2 separate regions of the Homo sapiens genome follow, and region 1 is linked to region 2. Evidence: chromatin loops called from intact Hi-C (ENCODE). Cell type or tissue: heart right ventricle. All regions are shown on one strand. Links, peaks and the distances in the headings refer to the core of each region. The heading gives the core; the rest is flanking DNA.

Region 1 (11,280 bases), core at 2,133-10,132, 69 kb before region 2:
TATGAAGGTAGAATTTTATTTTTAAGTTAGAATAATCAACTGACTTTTCTGTGCATATCAAAAATAAGAACTCAACATATGCTTAGAAATGCAATGACCCTCATGTTGCAGGGAAACTTGTCACTTTGTGGTTGACTTCATCAGGTCTGAAGCAGAAAAGCTTCCAGGGGCATCAGGTACCAGTAAAAGACCAAACAATTTCCTGGCAGAGTCAGGAAGAAAAGTTCACAAGTAACCTTCTTACAATACCGGAACACAATAGGAGAAAAGATGATGTCACTATAAGACTTAGAACTACAAGGATGAGGACAGGCCAGGAGCTGGAGGAGGCCATGGCATGTGCCACATGTACAAGAAGGAAGCAGATTCTAGATCCTGGAGTACAAGTGAGACACACAACAGGGTCCCTAATCCAGAGGGAGGTAATTTTTTTAATTTATTTATTTATTTATTTATTTTTATTTAATTAATTAAATAATTAATTATTTTTTGAGATGGAGTCTCACTCTGTCGCACAGGCTGAAGTGCAGTGGCATGAACTCGGCTCACTGTAGCCTCAGAGGGAGGTATTTTTAAAAAACATAATGTTTTTACTAATAACCAACAAATACTAGGCTCTCTGTCCATCCATTCATCTATCTGTCAAATATCTACTGGAAGCCTACTGGGTATTGGGGACTTTTCTAGGTGCTGAGGATACAGAGATGAATGTAACAAACTGGGTCTTTCCCTTAATAGAACACCATTCTAGTGGGTGGGTAGTATGGGGAGGAGGCACAATAATAAAATACCTAAATATCAGACATGCATACATACATACTATAACATCAAACAATGATAAGCATAATGAAGAAAAATAACACAGGATGAAGGAACCAAGAGTGGCCAAGGATGCTCTTCAGATAATGTGACCAGGACACTTTGCTAAGGATGCGATAAAAACATGATTGTGTGTAATTCCTACAACCGCCCTCTAAAGTGGGTATTAGTATTTTTACAGCAGAGGAAATGGAAAAGTAGTAGACTAACTTACTTGTCCAAGAATCAGACTCAAACCCAAACCTATCTCATGCCAACCCACATTTGATGCTTATGCTCTCCAATCCCAGAGATTTGGGCTGATTGGAGCTGAGCCAGGCAAAACCTGGCTTCTTGTTATTATTTTGTTCCAGCAAAAACATTTATTAAGTTTGTATGATGCATTAGACTCTGCACCAAGCTCTGGGAGATAGGCTCCATCCCTGCTCTAAATGAGGATACCGTCTGGTAGGAATGTGGACCATGAGGTAGGCACCTTGAAACAGTATCTGACATAATGTAGGCCTTTAGTCAATGTGTGCTGACTTGGTGAATGAGGGAAGAATGAACAAATGACTCTCTGTGTGCATGATGAGATGAGATTGGAGGGCTTGGTAAAAACACAGCTGCCTGGACACCAGCATGGAGAGGTGGCTTCAGTAGGTTTGGAAGAGGGCTCAAACATCTGTGATGTCCAAAGGTTGAAAGTTAATTCTGAGGTCCAAGAGTCAATTGTTACATATTTGGGAATTATGCAAGTTGGTTGCTAAACACGCAATTATTAACAATTATAAACAAGTAGATTAGATCAACTTATAATTACAGAAATTATATTTAAAACAAATATGCTCAAATTCAAAATACTCAGAATTCATCACTGTAATTCCCAATTACTTTACCACACTTAACTATTACCTGTGCTCTTGAGTTTTTCATCATTTTTATGTGTGTGGTGAAAATGCTCTATGATGTGGACGACTGCACACCCCTTTTGATCTCTCTGTTCAATGATGTCATGTTGGCGGCCTGAAACTGGCCACTGCAGGAGCATTTACACCATGGAAATTGCCAAACACTACTAATGAGGGCTTTGTCCTATTGGAGAGCCAGTTGTTTATTATTCACCAGCACACCATAGCACATAGAACTATAAGAACCACTGAGTGGGAAGAGGATGAATTCAAATCAACTGTGCCACTCACTAGCTCTGTGACCTGAGCAGCTTCTAAACCTCTCTGAGCCTAAGTTTTCTTAGGTCTAGACTAGAACTGATGTTATCTTTCCTCCTCCCTGACCCTCCCTGGCCTTGCCTCAGCCTAACTTAAAGGAGAAGGCCAGGTGCGGTGGCTCATGCCTGTAATCCCAGCACTTTGGGAGGCTGAGGTGGGCGGAACACCTGAGGTCAGGAGTTCAAGACCAGCCTGGCCAACATGGCAAAAACTCATCTCCACTAAAAATACAAAAAAGTTAGCCAGGTGTGGTGGCACGTGCCTGTAATCCCAGCTACTTGGGAGGCTAAGGCAGGAGAATTGCTTGAAACCGGGAGATAGAGGTTGCAGTGAGCCGAGATCGCACCACTGCACTCCAGCCTAGGGGACAGAGGAAGACTCCATCTCAAAAAAACAAAACAAAACAAAACAAAAAAAGTGGGCCAGGCATGATGTTTTACACCTGTAATCTCAACACTTTGGGAAGCCAAGGTGGGTGGATCATTTGAGGTCAGGAGTACAAGACCAGCCTGGCCAACATGGTGAAACCCCGTCTCTACTAAAAATACAAAAATTAGCCGGTCATGGTGGCACGTGTCTGTAATCCCAGCTACTCAGGAGGCTGAGGCAGGAGAATTGCTTGAGCCTGGGAGGCAGAGGTTGTGGTGAGCCAAGATTGTGCCACTGCACTCCAGTCCAGGAGGCAGAGTGAGACCCTGTCTCAAAAAAAAAAAAAAAAAAAAAAAAAAAAAAAAAAAAAAGGAGGAGAAAATGCAGGTAAAGCAATTATTTGCTTAGCATACAAGAGGCCTTCAGCAAAAGTCAGCCTTGTAGCTACTCTTGTAAAGCTCAAAGGAATGCTTTCACTAAGTGGTGACTCTTGTGCAGGAGAATTCAGCAGACAGAGAAGAAGCAGAGAGAAACCATTATGGTGATGGAGAAGCACTGAGTGGGCTGGGAGAGAAAGTGACAGAACATATTCTGGGGTGCTCTGAATGGTTCCACTGCTAGAGTAGTGGTTCTGAAACTTTCTAGTCTTGGGACCCCTTTGTAATATTAAAAATTATTAAGCACCCTCAAAATATTTTGTTCATGTGGGATATATTTCTTGGTATTTACCATATTAAATGTTGAAACTGTAAACATTTTTAAATCTGTATATTTATTAATTTAAAATAATAATAAACCCATTATGCATTATGTGCTAACAAAAATATCTTTTATAAAAAACAAGTATATTTTTCAAAAAAAAATAGTGAGAAGCTGGTATAGATTTACATCTTTGCAAATCTCTGTAATGTCTGGCTTAATCAAAGACAGTTAGCTGGGTTCTCATATCTACTTTTGCATTCCATCTGTTACAATAGCACACATCATGTAGCTTTTGGAAAATTCCACCATAAACTCATGAGAAAATGAAAGTGAATAAAGCAAATGATATGTTAGTATTATTATGAAAATAGTTTCGACCTAAGACTCCTTGACAGGGCACGGAAACCCCATTGGTCCTACAACCACACTTTGAGAACCTCTCATGTAGCACATAAAATTCAAAGTATATAACCGAAAAACTGATGGGTTGAAAAGATAAAACTTGAGAGAGAAGCAGGGGCTAGATGATATCTTATGGAGTTCATGAAGAGCTGTTGAGGGCTTAAAAGCCAGAGAGTGACAGGGCCACTTTTTTATTTTGCAAAGATCATGGCTACAATGAGAAAAGTAGATTAGATCAGCCAAGAAGGGGTTATGAAAGGGGGACCAATTAGGAGGTTGTTGCCCTAAAGCAGATGAGACATGAAAGTGGCCTGAATTGTAGTCAGGGCAGTCATGTGGGGGTAGGAAAGGTGGGTGGGTGACTCCTAAGTTTCTGACTTGGGCAGCTGAATGGATGGCAGGGACATAGAAGGAAGAATAGGTTTGAAATAGGAAATAATTAACTCTACTTTTTATTTGTAAATAGAATTTTCTAGAAGACTGTTGACAGATGGGGCAGAAAACAGAAGCGGCATTTGGGCAGGCAATAGTACAGCCTGGGAAAGCTCAAGCCAAAGCTTAGAGGGAACAACTTGATTTGACTGTGGTCACACAGCTTCTAAATGTGTTTCACATTTTTAACAGGATAACTGTATGAAAGGGATTATTGCAGAACCTGGCAAATAGTGGTCCCTAAATAAATCAGTTACTTTTTTTTTTATACCATCATTTGTCTATTTTTCTCTAATTTTCAAATGAATTAGTGCATTCATCTGGGATAATGCAATGCATGGGCTTAAAGTGAAAGACTTAATGTAATTTCCTTCAGGCTTGTGGCCAAGAAAATTAAGGTTGGAAAACATAAGGTAGCTATTCTGCAACTTGCTATGGAAAAATGGGAACAGTATAGAAATCTGTGAGCAAGATTATTAAGCATCTACCACCACAATGCTTCAGGAACAGAAGAAATCTGATGCCAAGTTGTACAGCTACAGCAGAGGGTTTGACCATAATCACAATGAATAGCACCAACATTGACCACACAAGTGATGAATGATATGGGTACGGTTTATAGTCAGGGACAGAGTGTCCAAAAGGAGAAGGGATATACATGGTCAGTAAAAGCTCATATAAATTTTGTCTTAGTCCATCCAGGCTTCTATAACAATACCATAGACAGGGTGGCTTATAAACAACAGAAATTTACTTCTCATAGTTCTGGAGGCTGGGAAGTCCATGATCAAGACTCTGACAGATTCAGTGTCTGGTGAGGGCCTGCTTCCTGGTTCATAGATGGCCATTTTGCTGCATCCTCACACAGTAGAAGGGGTTAGGGAGCTCTCTGGGCTGTTTCCTACAGAACACTGATCCTATTATGAGGGATTATACCCTCAGGACCCAATCACCTCCCAAAGTCTCCACTCTAAATGCCATCACATTGGGGATTCGGTGTTAATATATGAATAGTGGGGAGAGACATAAACCTTCAGTCTATAGCAGCTGCCATTCATTCATACATTACTCAACAAGAATTTCTTCAGTATCCAACTAGAGACAGAGCAAGGTGGTTAGGTTCCATGGGAGTTGTAAATTGGAATGAGACTAGGATCCTACCTTGAAGGAAGTTACAAGACAAATAAGAAATGTTTCTTGAGCTTTTACATTGTGCCAGACACTGTCCTAAGCATTTTACATATATCAGCTCTTTGGATCTTCACAACAAATGAATAGATTACATATTGCCACTGTAGTTTCCATTATACAAATGGGAAGATGAAGGCAATGAGGGATTAAGGCACTTGCCTAAGTCCCTAGAGCATGTGCCCAAGTTGGGTGGATAAACAGAAGTCTCTGAGAGGATGGTGCACACACATTGCATCTTTTGCAATGGGTGCAATAAGGAGCATGCCAAGGAACAGAGACTTACAGGTGGGAGCACATGAGGCTGGGCCAGGGAAGAGGCCACTTGTGGAGAATTTGGGAGGTGAGGAGAAAAGCCAGCCTAGCACAGAGCTGGTGCTTCATAAATATCTGTTGAATGGAGATTTAAGGAGAAAAAATACTAATAAAAATCCACAGATGGTATAACAGGACCAGATTTCTGAAGGCCGGGAAAGCCAGGTTAAGTAGTTTAACAATTATTTATATAAGCAGTGAGGAGCCAGAGAATCTTTAAGGGAAAGGATGTTATAATAAAAAGAATGGTTCAGAAAAATCAATATGGCAGCTCGTGTAGCACACAAATTGAAGGAGAAGGAGAATATGTTGTTAGGTGTTTTTGCAGTTCAAAGAAGAGATAAGGGCTGTCTTGTTTCTGTAAATGATAGTCTTTATCATTCTTTTCCTTATTATAAAGTAGGACATGGTCACCACAGGAAATTTGGAAAATATGGAAAAGTGCAAAGATGAAAAATACTAAAGAGGCCAATATACTGGGATAATTACTGTTAACATATTTATTTATTTTCAGTTATTTTTCTAGGCCTATATCCCCTAGATAGATAAAGAGATAAAGAATGGACAAATGGATGGATGGATGGATGGATGGATGGATGGATGGATGGATGGGATTGATTTAAAAAATTAAAATCATATTATTTGTAATTTGTAACCCTGGGTTTTCTCTCTCTTTGTGCATGTTGGGAATGTTTTCCACATGCCACTAAACATTTCTTTTAAGAAAACACATATTGGAATGATTGAAATATGATGTAAGCAATTTGTTAATTATTGGATATTTTCTTTGATTCCTGTTTTGTTTTTGTAGTTGCAAATAGTGCTTCAAGGAAGAACCTGTGTATAAAACTCAGTCCTGTCTCTGAATATTTTCTCAAGCCTGGGTTAAAAGATATGAGCCTTTTAAACCTTCTTGATCTGTTTTTCCAAATTACTTTCTGAAAAGACTGCAATAATTTGCATGTTTACCAGCCCTGGGCAAAAGTTCTACCAGAAGATTGCATGTTTTTTGAGTCAGTTTATGAGAACCTAGCCCTGAATCATGTGGATTATGCCAGACCACAGTTTCAAATAGGGTTTCAAATATTTTGACTTGGATTGTGTCAGATCAGGACAGTTTCTTTTTGAAGCCAGATTTGCTCAGTGGACCAGGGACTGGGTAAGTTACCACTTATGTTTTGGAAGTAGAAACGAAGTCTGACGTCATTGAGTTAGTTCACTGCCTGACAGAAAGGCATACAACTCAGACAAAGCACTTTAAAGAAATGGGAAGACTGGCTTTTCAGACACCTTATTGTCAAATTAGCTTCAAAATAGGTAATCCCTATTATGTGGCGCTTGACTACCCTGAATTTTTATCCCTTTTCTGTCTCCTCCTGATAAGCTGGGATTTGACTGATTCACTTTTTATTAACACCTCCACCAGAGGTCTGGAAGAAAGAGTAAAAGAAAAAAAAAATCAACGCTGCCTAGGCCTCCTTTTTGATTGGCAGAAGGAAAAAAAATAGAACATCAGTGAAGAGCATAATATTCCCTGTTCTCTTTGATTCCCAAATCAAAGAAAATTGAGAGCTTGTCTTAGAAATGATTAGGAAGGTTTTTCTTTCAATCACAAAAAGGGCCTGCCTGATTTTCTAGCTCTGGAGATTATATAACTCATCTTTATGAAACCTCGAACATACAGAAGGTATCATGTTTTTCCGGGAGGCTCCCCAGGATTTTGTCCCATCTCATTCACTTACCCTCGCAGCACGCCCCAGCTTATTTATCTATATAATGAACGGAGGCAGTGAATTAGATGAGTGTCAACCGTAACCACAATGATTGTTTAGTTCTAACATCTTAATCCAGGATGAATGACCCGTGGAGAAGACTTGGGGAGCAGTGGACCTTCCTTCCTTGGCTTTATCTATAGGCAAACTGTAGGTCCTTTCCATAAAGTCTACATGTATTCTAAGGGCTCTTCAAATATTACATCCAGTCCTCCTGAAGACAAGCACTGTTAATAGTGTCAATTTACAGATGAAGAAACTGAAGTACAAAGCATTTAATTCAGCCAAAGTCTCACATGCCTAGCTAGTAAGTGGCAGGGACACATTTCAGACTGAGTCAGCTTGGCCCCACAGTGAACGCTCTCAACATTCACAAACTGAGTGAGCCTGTCTCTGGACAGTTCAAATCCTGCCAACCCTACTTCCCAGTATCAACACCTCAAACAGATTTATGTCTCACTTTGCTCAAACCTAAAATAGGAACACAAAAACATACCTCACTGTGGTGGTGTGAACTATAAACAATGTATCGTTTGTAAAATATTCACTTATTGGCATTTGCTAGCTGTGTGACCTTGGTCAAGTTTACTTACTCTCTCTGTGCCTCAGTTTGCATATCTGTCAAACATAACAGTACCCATTTCAGGGGACTGCTGTGAAAATCACCTGTAAAGCACTCAGAATAGGACCTGACACAGAGAAACTACTCTTTAAGTGTTGTTTGTTATTAATATTATTATATTAGATGTCAGATTATTATAATAATATGTTTTGTTATATTATATTATAATTACATGCCAGGTACTGTGCAAAGCACTGGAGAGATAGCATTAAACAAGAAAGGTGGGTTCCTCCCATCAGGTCTAGTGAAGGAACAAATAATGACAAATGATAAAATGTTTGGAGTGTTACAAAGGAGAGCTACACATTGCTCTGGGAGCAACCAATGTAAAGCTCTAACCAGGACTGGGGATCAGGGAAGTCTTCCATAAGAAAGTAATTTAATATAGCAGATGCCAAAATCTTCATTTCTCCCCAGCGTGTTTTCCTTCCTTGCTCTTCCTATTGTCTCATCTCCTTTCTTCACCTTTACCACCCAATCCATGAACAAGATCTATAGGATTTAATTCCAAAGTGTACCCCACTTCTCTTCAATTCCCTTATCTACCAGATGAAGATATTGATATTAACCCCTCAAGGGTAGTATCATCTGAGTCACCAATATCTCCACATTGCATCCTGTACAGATCATCCAAAAGTTTTTGCCACTCCTCCTAACTCCCTCTCCCTCTCCCTGCCACCCTGTGATTTCTCCCTGTCATTTCTACCAGGCATTCTCCATTTAGCATCCAGGGTAATATTTTTTAAATGTAAGTGTAAATTAAAATGCTCCAATAGCTTCCATTTAGACTTAATATCTGAGCCCTGACCCATGGCCTAGAAGGCCCTAGATGTTCTGCTCCACCCACCTCTTTGATTTATCTTATGCTTCTCTAACTCCATCACAGTGTTCTAGGAACCATGACCTTTTTTCCCTTTGACTGTACAAAGCTCATCTCTGCCTCAGGCCATTGTATTTGCTGCTACCTCTCTTGGGAGTATCCTTTTTTAATCTTTCAGCTCACAGCTCATATCACTAAGAAGTGATCTAATCTAATGTATACCACCCTCTCCCACCCAACCACCACCCTCCAGAGAGCCTGGCCTGACCCATCTGATTACCCTTGTATTGCCTCTCAATACCACCGTTAAAGCATTATCTTGTTCCTTCATTGCCTGCTTGTTTTCCCTCTGTCTCCCCAGTGCTAGAATACGAGATTCATAGGACTTTGCCTTCCTATTTGCTACTTTCCCCATTGTCTAGAAAAGTGCCTGGCACATAGTAGGCACTCAATAAATATTTGTGATTTAAATGACTGAAGTGAATTTAACCTGGATCCTTGTATTAGCCCATTTTCACACTGCTATAGAGAACTGCCAGAGACTGGGTAATTTATAAAGAAAGGAGGTTTAACTGACTCACGGTTCTGCATGGCTGGGGAGGCCTCAGGAAACTTACAATCATGGCAGAAGGGGAAGCAGGCATATCTTACATGCAGCAGTCAAAAGAGAGTGAAGGGGGAAGAGCCCCTTGTAAAACCAACGGATCTCATGAGAACTCACCCACTCACTATCACAATAACAGCATGGGGGAAACTGCCGCCATGATCCAACCACCTCCCACTAGGTCTCTCTCTCAACACCGGCGATTACAATTTGAGATGAGATTTGGGTGGGGACACAAAGCCAAACCATATCAATTCTAAAAGAGGGATAAGAGATGGTCAGGTGGAGAGAAGAGGCAAGAATGTGCCAGGCATGGGTACAGTATGTGCAAAGGCCTAGGCTGGCAAGAGCATGGCATCTCTCACAAATGACAAAGGCCAATACAGCCAAAGCACAGACAGCCAGGGAGGCATGGTAAAAGATGAGGCTGGCAGATGAGTTATGCTGTCGACTGCTGACTTTTTTAAGGGCAGTGAGAAGCCCTTTTCTTTTTTTTTTTTCATTTTGATTTAGCAATTTCCTTTTATATATATATTTTATATATATATATAAAATTATATTTTAAGTTAAGCAACCTGTTCAGTGTTTTTGGAGGAACCTCTGTAGCCAATGCATGGATTTAAGGTGGATATATAATGTTGCAGAGCTTCTTTTCCTCTGCCTCAATTCTAACAAAAACTTTGTGGGGCAAATATGATTATTTCTAAACTACAGATTGAAAAAGCAGATTCTGAGAGCATAAAGAAGTTGCTGAAGGTCAGAATTTCTTTATTTTGCCTTGTCCTGGCTTGAAGCAGCCATGAATGAAGGAAACAGGGAGAAATGAAAAAGATCACCAAATGGAACTGATGCTCACAGGGCATCCTCTCCTCTCCTGAGGCAGGAGAGGGCATAGGGCCTAACACACATAGAACCTTCTCTTGTAATCAATATTCTTCTTCCTCGTGAAAAGACTATCAGGAATCTTGTCTCTTAAAGAGCTTCTCTGCTCTGTGAATTCTAACAACTGTCTTTACTGTAGAAACTTATCCTCCTGCTGTTCCTAGTTAAAATCTGAATCTTGGATGAATAGATATACCACTGGTCTGCAAGAGCAGTAAGGCCATTCATTCATTTGCTCGAACAATTTAGGTCCATCTTTTTCACCTGTAACTGATGAGGTCGCTGCCCTGGTTTGCTGCCACATCGCTTTTCTCCCTTCTTCTCTCCTCCAGAAGAAGGATGAGAGCCCAGAGCTGTGCCTGCTGCAGGTGGAAGGGAGCAGACAAGAAGCAGTTCCTGAGCACCGACTATGCGCCAGGCTTCATGCCAGGTGCTGTTCATCCCCTATCTCATTTCATCCATACACAGCAATTCCTTTCCTGTTTTGCTGATTAAGAGATCTAAGTGGCATTTTTTACATGAAAAATACTAAACATATTAGAATCAAAGTATATGTATTCTCTATTCTGACTGCCCCCGTGCTGGATCCAACCTCATCATCTTTCACATGATAAGAACCACTTTACAGTAACTTAGACTCCGGTCTTCCTCCCAACTATTGCATCCTCCATTACCACCAGAGTCATCTGGAAAAAGCACAAACATGATTGGGTTTCTCCTCTGCTTTGAAACATTCCCTGGCTCCCCATTGCCTGAAGTTAAGTTAACAGAGAGTGAGGGAGGCATGGTACAAGATGAGGCTGGCAGATGAGTCATGCTAAAGACTGTGGACTTTTGTGAGGGCAGAGAGAATCTCTTTTAAGGCTTAAATAACCTATCTAGTGTTAAGCAGACAGTAGCTCAGTAAAGAATGAAAACAATCATGCTTGAAGCACAATAATAAAAGAGTGCTATTAGAGCAATGGCAGAGGAGGGAGGTGATTCATTATACTTTTGCTGGGGGAGCAGCAATGGGGGCGGTGAAGACTTCACAGAAGGGGGTTGGGCTGGGTTTGGTGGTGAACAGAGGGGTCCCTCTAAAAAAATTGACAGCAACCTGCACAAAGCCACTGAAAGGCAAAAGCTGTGGCTCTGGCTGCCCCAAG
Region 2 (11,280 bases), core at 2,063-10,062:
CAAAAGAGGATTAAGGTAGCTAACCAGCTGACCTTAAGATAGGGAGTTACCTTGCATTACACTGGTGTGCCTATTATAATCACAAAGGTCCTTAAATTACAATATTATATCATATATTATTAATAGTTATAAATAACATATTAGCAATATATTATTATAATCACAAAGAGAAGCAGAAAAGGTCAGAGTGATGCAATGTGAGATGAATTTGACCTGCTGGCATTGGCTTTGAAGATGGAGGAAGGAACCTTGAGTCAAGAAACACGAGCAATCTCTAGAAGCTGGAAAGGGCAAGGAGACAGATTGTTCCTGAGGGCCTTCAGAGAGGAATGCGGCCTTCTGGCCCCTTGACTTTAGCCCAGTAAGACCCATTTCAGACTTCTGAACTACATAACTGTAAGATAATACACTTGTGTAATTTTAAGCCACTAAGACTGTGATAATTTGTTGCAGCAGCAATAGAAAACAAAATACATAATCTCTTTCTAGCTGTGCAGTCTAAGAGTTAGTTAAGTTCTCTAAACAGAAGTTTCCTCATATATAATAATAACAATAATAATAATAATAATACTTAACCCTCGGCTGATTGTGAGAAATAAATGAAGAAATGGAAATAAAATGACCAGATTAGTTCTGGACTGAATTGTGTGTTGCCCAAAATTCATATGTTAGAGTCTTTAACCCCCTATACCTCAGAATTTGACTGTACTTGGAGTTAAGGTCTTTAAGGGAGTAATTAAGGTTAAATTAGATCACATGGGTGAGACCCCAATCCAGTATGACTGCTGTCCTTATCAGAAGGAGAACCACCAGAAATACTTGTGCACCAAGAAAAGATCATATGAAGACACAGTAGAAGATGGCCGTCTGCAAGCCAAAGAGAGAGGCCTCAAGAGAAACCAAGCTTGTCAACACCTTGATCTTGGACTTTGAACCTCCAAAACTGTGAGAAAATAAATTTCTGTTGTTAAGGCCCACTCAGTCAGTGGTATTTTGTAGGGAAGCCCTAAAAGACATACAGCTGGTCATACTAGAGAGTCAATAATACTAATTCTTATTATTACTTGTTCCTTCTTAATAAATATGGAAAATAGTACTACTTTGTGGGATTGCATTAAGGAAAACAGGTGATATAAGAAACCTGGGCTCTCCTTTTGGCTCTGAATCCCTGGCAGCAGCATCTTGCCAAGATACACACGTCACATGTGCTCTATGTCTTTTTTTTGTGTTGGTATTTTCTCTCTTTTGGTTAATGATGGTAGATTGAACACATGTGTCTTTCTTCTGATCCTTCAGTCCCATTAAAAATATTTTGAAAGGGATTTTCTTTTAAAGGTATAAACCTTTGAGAACATGAGAGGGAAAAAAAAGCAAAAAAAAAAAAATCTTTGAAGCTGGAAGACAAAAGGATAAAGGGCAACTGACTCAGCAACCTCAGAACATTGAATCCTCAGCCAGCAGTGAGGGAGGCCAAAAGCAAGCTGATAGGGACCTTAGAGATCCAGGACTCCATAATTGGCAGCATCAGGGATCTGTGAAAGTGTGAGGAGATGGGACAGAAGTGGGGGCTGAAAACCACAAGATCGGTTGGAAATCTATTTACAGTGCACTTAGACTCCTGGATAACCTCTATTGCTTCTCAAAGCTGACAAGTGCCCCTTTCCTTGAAACAGAATACAGAAACTGACTCTCTGGAGACAGTGAACCAAATGGACTCTGGATTGGTGGCCATCTAGCCCCCATTCTGGGTGTAGGGCAGGGATAATGTACTGGAAACAGTAAGGTTTGATGAAAATCTACATATTGAATTCTAAGGACTCCTTATTCCCTTCTCCACCAGGTCCTCAGAAGGCTGGCAGTCTCCAGGCTAGATATGGAGCTGGGGATGGGAGACTCAAAGAACAGCCTTCTTTGAGTAACCTAACCAGTCAAAGAGAAAAGACACAGAGATACTGATGTTGCTGATTGTGACCCTTCTGCCATGAAGCCCCCAGCCCCACTCATGCTCTTTCAAGTCTCTGGTTGGCTTTTTAATATCCTTCTCTTAAATACATGCTGACAGCCCAAGATTGGCAGATACTTGAAGAAAGACTCTACCTAAATGATGCAGACCAAAACTAATCAACAGTGAAACAGGGAATTTGTAGAAAACAGAAACCATATAGGAAAAAATAACTTAAAAGAGAAAAGTAACTATCATTAATCTTAGGAAGCTTTTAAAGCATGTTTTTCAGCAACAATGAAGTGGGCATCCTACCTCTTGGTGACCAACCCACCTCCATCTCTCTGATGATGAGCCCAAGTACTGGATGTGTTCAACTTCACTAGTTTAGACAGGGTCTGGAGTGAGATGGTTCTGGGAAGTGGAGGCAGAAAAGCCAATGGTCTTATTCACATGAACCTGGTCCACCAACTACAGCTGCTAAATCAGGGGATGAGATGAACAGAGGATGAGGGCCTGAGCAGCTCAGTTTCCAGACAGCATGGAGGGCTGGCAGTTCTGACTGCTTTATGCATATGCACTTAATTTGCTTCCCTGGTCCTTCTAAGTGGCAACTCATTAACACCTCCAGGCTGAGGGCTCACATTTTATACTCTAGTTGAATATGCAGTAGCATAATGGAATGTCTACTATGGCTGCCTCTCTGGAAAAGCTGCCCTATTTATTCAGCCACCCTGGAGAAAAGTGGCAGATTTTTTCTTGCAGTGGCAAGAAATACCCGTATGCTGCTTTTAAACACCTTGGAGGTTTAACTTTTTAAATGTTATTCATTTATGCTACTTTGTAACATTATATGTTATATTAATGTTACATATGTAATGATACATGATATTGGGAGGACAGATATTATTATTGTCCTCACTTGGCAAATGAGAAAACCAAGATATAGAGATGTACAAATGATTTGCCTGCAGTCACACAGCTCAACAAGGATGAGGCAGGGAAGTCTACCTTGACTGTAAACCTTGAGTTCTCTCTACCACATCACATAATTATGAATTTACAATTATATTTGCTTGTTTCCATGTGAGTCTAACCCAGTTTAGAACCAGCAGAGGAACAGAAAGATGGTATGGCATTGCTGAGAGTCTGTGAAAGAAGCCATTAAGGTACGGAAAAATTGAGATGTATGACCAATGACATTGAAAACATTAAAAATTTCCTAGAGTGAGATTCTTCTCCAGTAAGAAGCTTGGATGATCTGAGCCCCGGTACTGGGAGTGGGATGCAGAGCTGAGCGCTACAAATGTAGTTATAAGCCGCAGAGTTTCCTTCATCACAGGACACTGATCACGGGAAGTTTGGGGCCGAGTGAGAAATAGGCTTTATCTCTTATGACTACATTCAGCAAGTGGAGAATGATTCTGGGGCAAAGTCCAGGTGCAGCAGGAAAGAGTACCATGATCAATTTGCAGTGTCTGTCGAGGACTCAGGAGGGCTTTGAAAGCTGTGGCTAAGAGTGTGTCATCCCAAGGCAGGAGTCTGTCAGATGCTTCCTCCAGGATGATAGAGCTCTCTGCCCTCCCTCCACTTGCTTAAAAGCAAAACATAGATTTACAAAGGCAAAAGATACCTTGTCCCCTCTCCACCAGGGTGAACACAGGTTAACCACTGAAGACAGCTTTAGACCTTCACCACCTGGAAATGATACCGGAGGGATTTATATTAACAAGCTTTACAAACCAGCCTTTATCTGCCATTTGTTTACCTTTCCGCACATTGCCAGCTGTAGAGATTCAAAGCCCTTTTCCTTTGTCTTGTCACTTCTCTAAAAATGTACTGTTTTTTGAAAATGCTACTTAAGCTGGAATTCAAAGCCACTTCTTCAAGAACTACTCATTCTCTGGGTATCTCTCACATATATGTGACATATGAATGTTAATAAGCTTCTAGTTGTTTTTCTCTTGTTAAGCTGCCTTTTGTAACAGGAGTCTGTTTCATCTGCAAACCTATGGGGGTTACTATTTTTTGCCTACATCACTATCATACTTCTTGTTGTGTGTATGTTAGTGCAGGCATGTGAGGATATGAGTGTTTTGTTGCCTCCTCTTTGCCCCGCTGGTGAAAGAGGGAGTGTTGCCCTAAGACTCTGAGAATAGCCAAGCACACAACACCTGACGTTGGACCCATGCGATTGACAGCAGTTCATTAGTCACATATACTGACAGCCTGGGGTAGAAGGCACTGCATACCCTGCAGGACCACACAGGGGTTATACTCAACAGAATGAACAAACAGGGCTTTGGGAGGCAGGCTGTGTTGTGACAAGGGGGTGAGGTGGCCCCTGATTCCTGTGGGAGGGTGTACTTTGTTGTTTGAATAATTCCATGGGCTGGTAGGGAGGTGAAACCTGTTATTTTAGGTTGAGGGCCAGGTTAATGCAACTGAGCTGGCTGATAGAAGAATCTTCCCTACTGGGTGCAGGGCAAGGGGCACATCTGACAAGAGGAGGGGGACACAAAGTTAGGCCTCCAGGACTCTGTGAGGCTCAAAGATTTCAAGGCAGCTCCAGAAATTTTAAGCCTTCCAATACAGCATGTGTAAAAGGGGGTGAGGGAGATAGTGAGCAAGATGAATAATCCTCGAGAGTTTAGTAGAAAATAAAGAAGGGTAAGCAGATTATTACTTACTATGATAAATGTTAGGGTATGGGAATGTTCCTGTGGGGACCTGTAAGCAGGACATCTAAGATTTGGATTTTGTTTTTGAGGGGATGAGGCCAAGAAAAGTAACATTTTACCAGTGGTGTGCTGGTTGAGAGGAGCTGGCAGTATCCGGGTCTTTCAGACTCCTAAGCCAAGCTCCTCTCTCTGCTATACCAGAATGCCTTCTCCTTCCAGATTTATCACATTTATTAGCACCATGCTTGACACATGGTAGAAATTCAATGAATCTCTTTAGCAGGAATGTATTCCTTAAAGCAAGTCTAAAGGTATGTGGTGAAGCTCAACCAAAGGAAGGCAGGGAAGGTTTAAATCTGTTAGGTTAAGGAAAGGAAGCTAAGAGGCTTTTCTTTTCTTTCCTTTCCTTTTCTTTTCTTTTACTGGACACCTCCTATGTATTTGCAGTCATTCCAGTAGGCACTCAGCAGGGTCTGTAGTTCATTAGGGTCATATTCCACTGGAAAGCACAAACAAAAAAACAACAGAGAACGATGACAAATGGGGATAGGTGCTCTAAGGGAAACTAACTGGTCACAAATATAGAGAAAAGCCGGGGGAGGAGAAGGGGCCCTACTCTGGATTGCATGGGGGAAATGGAGAAAGGTCTTTCTGGGAGGTAAATTTTAAGCAGAGCCCTGAAGTATAAGAAAGACCCTTGAATGTGAAAAGTGGATGGTCCACTGATGCAGGCAGAGGAATTGGAGTGTGTAAGGACTCTGAGGCAATAGAAACTAGAAACATCTGGGAAAATGTGAGACAACTCACATGCCAGGAATGTAGAAAGCAAAGAAGGGAATGGACAAGAAAGAAGCTGCAAAGGTCAGCAGAGATACATAGACCGTGACAAGGAGTTTGGATTTTTTTCTGAATGCAGTGGAAAGGTTGAAGGATTGTAAGCAGAGGCAGTCCATAGTCTAATTTACATTCTAACAAGATCACTCTGGCTGGCATTGAGATAGACATATTATAAGTGGAGGAAGGACAAAGACAGTAGCAAGCAACTGGTGAGGAGGGTGTTAAAGTTAAGGCAAGAGATGCTGGTGGCCTCTTCCAGGTGATGGTGGAGGCGGGAGAACTACATGGTTTTGAGATATCCTGTATTTCAGTGGTGGAATCAGTAAGAATCGCTAGTGAATTGGATGGTAGTTGGAGTAAGGAAGAAAGGAATTCAAAATGGTACCTAGGCTTCTTACTTGAGCAAATAGATTGATGGTGGCACCTTTTTTGGAGATGCAAAAGACTGGAGGAATGAGGTTTGGCAGGAAAAAATCAAGGCTCACAGACAATGCAAAAATTAGTAACTTGCTTAAGGCCACATAGCTAAAGAATGAAAGAGCTTGAATTATAATCAATCCTGTGGCTCTATTTGTAAGTAAATCATTACAAATTTACCATGGTTCAATCTTGGCAAAAAGGAAAATAGATCCATTATGATTTAGAAGCAATTACACGAAGCTGCAGTCAAGCCTTTGCTCTTTTGGAAATAAACATAAGGGGAGAAAACAGGATAAGGATTGCTGTTGATGGACATTTCAGTTGATTTCATATCTTGGCTATTGTGAATAGTGCTGCAAGAGACATGAGGAGGCAGATATCTCTTCAATATGCTAGTTTCATTTCCTTTGGTTATTTACCCAGTAGTGAAACTGTTGGATCATATGGTAGTTCTCTTTAAGATTTAGAATAAAAGGAAGGAAAGAAAAAGTGGACTAGAATCACAGTGGGGCAAAGCCAGCTGTTTCCACAACACCCGTTGCTGTTCGCTACCCCCTGACGGGCTCATACTTCCTAGAGCCTGGGTACTGCATGCCAATGAGGCCACCCTCCCTACACAGCCCTGCTGGCGGCTGCAGCCTCCTGAGTCTGGGCCAAGCTGGTCTGAGTTGGTCCTCTCCTGGCTGTCAGGTTCCTACCCTCGGAAACCTCTCCATGCTCAGCCAATCGCCCTCCCCAGACATTTCTGCCACTAGAAGCCTCAGACACCCTATGATTATCGAAGAGAACCTATGGATGGCCTGAGAGGAGGTAGAGGTCTGTGGCTGTCCACACCTGCCCCCAGACATTACCTTACTGAGACAGAACATTTCCAGAAATGTTAGAGATTGGGAAACAAGTACCAAAATTCACAGAATTAAGGGCAGAACTGAAATAAAAACTTTTAATAGTATTACAATAATGGCTATAGTTTATGGACCACTCATTGATGCCAGATACAAAGCTTTAGTCACACTATCTCTATTAAGCCTCACAGGCACCCCAGGAAGCAGGTATGATTAGGATCCCCATTTTGAAGACAATGAAGGAGGCCAGGGAAATGAAGTCTCTGTCCCCATGTCACATAAGGAGTTGACAACAGACCCAGAATTCAAACCCAAGTCCAACTGAGTATAGAGCCCTGACACTCAGGTTTTGTCTTGTACTAAATTCCTGGCACCCCTGCACCTTGCTCACAGGTCTCAACCCTGATGGCAGCTATATATCACATACTGGAACTTGCCACTTGAATTAACTAGACACTCCCAGTGAAGGTAATTGTCAGTGGCTTTAAAAATCAGAAGCAAACATGAAAACAAGAGTTTCTCCAAAGGTTAATTAATTCAACTCAACCTATCAAATACTTCTTGAATATCAACTCAGTAATAGACACTGGTTTAATTCTGCAGGGAATGTGGGGGATAGCGGGAGGGGTAGACAAGACGCCAGAAAGAGGGAATAAAATAGGAAGGCATTTAGTCCTTATTCTCAAAGAGCTTTTTCTGTAGGTGAAAACATCCAGTGATCAGAACTGGACCTACACAAGTCTTTTAAATAACTTAGCTGGGGGAAAAAAAGTCAGATAAAAATATTATCCAAAATGAACGCAAGCCAGGCTGACATTTCACTGGGCTCAAGTGTCAGGGACAGCGATACATACCCCAGTCTCCCCGGCTCTGCTCTGCCTCACCATGGTAACCGCCAGGGCCCTCATCTGCCAGATGGTTTTTTTATATCCTCTGAGTGTAGCTGGGGAGGAGGAGAAAATGCATGACTGAATGGCTAAAGTACCCTCACTCTCTCTGCAGCCCAGCAGTCCTAGATATGTCTCTCAAAACGAATTCCCTTATAAGCAACACATCTTGAGGAAACTAATAACTCCCACTGTGTATCAGAAAATGACTGTCTTGAGCAGATACAGAGCAAATCCCAAGCATTCCAGCCTGTGGGACAGAGCTGCAATGGTGTATTAGTTCGCCAGGGCTGCTATGATAAAGTACCACAGACTGGGTACCTTAAACAACTGCAATTTCTTTTCCTATAGTTCTGGAGGCTGGAAAATCCAAGATCAAATTGTTGGCAGGGTTGGTTCCTTCTGTGGCCTTTCTCCCCGGCCTTCACATGGCTGCCTTCTCACTGTGTCCTCATATGGTCTTTCATTTATGGGTGCAACCCTGGTGTCTCTTTGTATGTGTCCACATTTTCTCTTATTATAAGAACACCTGTCAGGTTGAATTGGAGCCCACCCTAAAGATTTCATTTCAACTTAATCACCTCTTGAAAGGTCCTATCCAAATATAGTCAAATGCTGGGGTACTCAGAGGTTGACACTTCAATGTATGAATTTTGGTGGGACAGAATTCAGATGGGGCGGGGAGAGTCAGGATCTTATATGGGTGTCCTCCTATAATACCCATCAGGTCCTGGTCCCTTCCTTCAATCATTTGAGGGGCACTTGTTAAAAATTCAGATGCCTAGGCACCCCAGAGACCCATTCACTGGCCTGGGGGTAAAGCCCAGGAAGCTTGGGGATTCCAGAGATGAAAATATCCTTGACCTCAAGAAGCTTCCAATCTAATAAGTTGACATGTACACAATTACACTATAGCATTGCAAATGCTTTTTACTAAGACAGAAACTAGATTAAATGGGAACATTACCTAAACAGTGGTGAAATCTTCCTAACGCAGTCAGAAGGGGCTTCTCAGGGGAGAAGACACTTGAATGGAGCCTTGGAGAAGGCAATAAGAAGGTTCTGCCAGCAGAAAAGACAGATGTGATCATTCTAGAAAGAGGGAAGAGCAAGTGCAAAGGCATGGAAGACTAAAAAGTCTTGGTACTTTAGTAGAACAGTAAATAGCAGTAGAGCTGGGTCTTAGGATAAGGGGGCATAGGGAAGGAGGCCATGGGTAAGAAGCAGTAGAAAATTCTAGAAAAGTCAGTGAGGCTAGGATTATGAAATGGCTTGTGGGTCAAGCCCCAGATTGGACTGGCTTTTATAGAGAACAGGGAGCTGCTGGAAAATTTAAACAGGGAAGTGACTGGTCAGATGTGCATTTCAGAAAGATCATTCCATGGAGGTATGATTCCACCACCTCTCTCCCCCAACTTCCAGCATGACTGCCTCCACTCTTCCTCATGCTCCTGAACCAGCAAACTTCCTTAAAGGCAAATCCCATCATAGCCCTCAAGCAAAATCCTTCAAAGATTTTCCATGGCTTTAAGAGAAAAGGTCAAACTCCTTAATGTATAGGGCCCTTCATGGCTAGACTGTACTCAGCCTCCCCTCCATCATCATCTTTTTTTTTTTTTTTTTTTTTTTTTGAGACAGAGTCTCACTCTGTCACCCAGGCTGGAGTGCAGTGGCGGGATCTCGGCCCACTGCAACCTCCAGGCTGGAGTGCAATGAGGCAATCTCGGCTGACTGCAGCCTCCACCTGCTGGGTTCCAGCGATTCTCCTGCCTCAGCCTCCTGAGTAGTTGGGATTACAGGTGCCCGCCACCACACCAAGCTATTTTTTTTTTGTATTTTAGCAGAGACAGGGTTTCACCAGGTTGGCCAGGCTGATCGCAAACTCCTGACCTCAGATGATCTGCCCGCCTAAAGTGCTGATATTACAGGCTTGAGACACCACACCCGGCGGCCTGCTATCATCTTGAATCAGTGGAAGTTCTCCAATGTATTTTGGGTTTCTTGGCATGTGCTCTTTCTAATGCTCTAAATGTTCTCTCTCTACTACTTGTTGTTCCTTCCTATTCACCCTGCAACACAGTTCAGACATCCCTCCCTGAGAAGACCTTCTTGGTGAATCCATGGTTCCTCACGAAAACATTGGGCTCTACCTATGATTATCAATCGCATTGTATTTTAAACAGTGTATAATTAACCCTTTTTTCACTACATCATGAGCTCATTCAAAGGAACTATATATAGTTTTGTTGTTGTTGTTGTTTTTGAGATGGAGTCTCACTCTGTGGCCCAGGCTGGAGTGCAGTGGCATGATCTCGGCTCACTGCAACCTCCGCCTCCCAAGTTCAAGCAATTCTCCTGCCTCAGCCTCCCAAGTAGCTGGGATTACAGGTGTGCGCCGCCAAGCCTGGCTAACTTTTGTATTTTTAGTAGAGCTGGAGCTTTACCATGTTGGCTAGTCAGGTCTCGAACTTCTGACCTCAAGTGATCCGCCTGCCTCGGCCTCCCAAAGTGCTGGGATTCCAGGCATGAGCTACCATGCCCAGCCCAGAAACGATGTTTGATCTCTGTAATCCCAGTGCCTAGCATAGTACTTGCATATTGTCAGAGCTCAATCAATTAATTAAATAAATAAGCATTAAAAGATGAATGAATGAAGCCCAGTGGGCAATAAGAAACTGGATTCTTCCTGATTCTCCCACTAGTCTACTATGGGACCTGGAGAAATTCATTTCACTTCTCTGGACTTCATCTTTTCCATTTGCATTATAAGGGTATTTGTCTAATCTTGAATCTCCATGCCAATTCTAATATCTTATGACTCCCAGCCAAGGTACCAGCAGCTCTTGCTTTGTTTTTATTTTTGTTTTCCTATTTCAGAAAGGCTTCAGTTTCCCTCACTTCCAGGGGTCTAATCCTTGCCACTTGTCAGCTATGTCAGTCACTATATTACCTCTGATCCAATCCTTACTTTTGCATCTTTCCCAGATTCCTTCCTGGCCTGTGCTTAAGCCATTAGCTTTGCCTTCCTCAACAAACCCTTTTCATCATCAGAGCCTCAAAGCAATTTTCTCCCTTTGTGAAACTTTCCCAACCATGCCAGCCCCTAGAGCTCCCTCCTGTCTAGGCATTGATCACCACAGCAGACAGAGAAAAAAGCTAAAGTATCACTGCATCAAAAGTAAAGGAACAGAGGGGTTATTCATTTATTTAACAAATATTTGTTGAGCAACCTCTGTTTTCTTGTATTGTACAGTTGCTAGGGATACAACAATAAGCAAAATATACATAGTCCTGCCCTATGGAACCCATGTCTCTGCAAATGTTGGACAACAAAAATGACAAATATGAGCACATCACAACAATCTATTAACTGAGGAGTGGGGAGAGATGGGAGAGACTATTACAAAGGGGTCACAAGAAACCTGCAGGGATAGCAAGATCCTCATTATCAAAATTATGGTGATGCTTTTATAGGTTTATACATATGTCAAATATGTAAAATACATGCAGTTTTTTGTTGTCAAGTATACTTCAATAAAGCTGTTAAAAATAAAGTCATCAGAATGAGGATGGAAATAGGATTTTTTGTGTGTATGTGGTGTGTGTGTGTGTGTGTGTGTGTGTGTGTCAGGGGTGGGGAAAACAGGAAATTGGCAGGAGGCTTTTTA

The links. Hi-C counts contacts between places; a loop is a spot of excess contacts. Peaks named below come from ENCODE experiments on the same cell type or tissue, not always from the same donor. Only the 100,000 strongest peaks of a DNase experiment are listed, where the experiment ranks them.
Region 1: a loop joins it to region 2, with 2.6 times the contacts of the local background. A loop is called at or near these places in 2 of 110 quality-filtered maps.

Annotation. Positions count from the first base shown.
Region 1 is chr1:68,011,864-68,023,143 of GRCh38, reverse strand. The region is part of intron 1 of GNG12-AS1 (GNG12, DIRAS3 and WLS antisense RNA 1); the gene reads right to left. Among named protein-coding and RNA genes, the nearest start is that of DIRAS3, 33 kb to the left of the region's middle. In heart right ventricle, for the core only: no CTCF peak of the experiment used is centred there; no DNase peak of the experiment used is centred there.
Region 2 is chr1:67,942,499-67,953,778 of GRCh38, reverse strand. All of the region lies in intron 1 of GNG12-AS1 (GNG12, DIRAS3 and WLS antisense RNA 1), which reads right to left. Among named protein-coding and RNA genes, the nearest start is that of DIRAS3, 100 kb to the left of the region's middle. In heart right ventricle, for the core only: no CTCF peak of the experiment used is centred there; a DNase peak (open chromatin) is centred at 6,515; H3K27ac peaks cover 2,258 bases.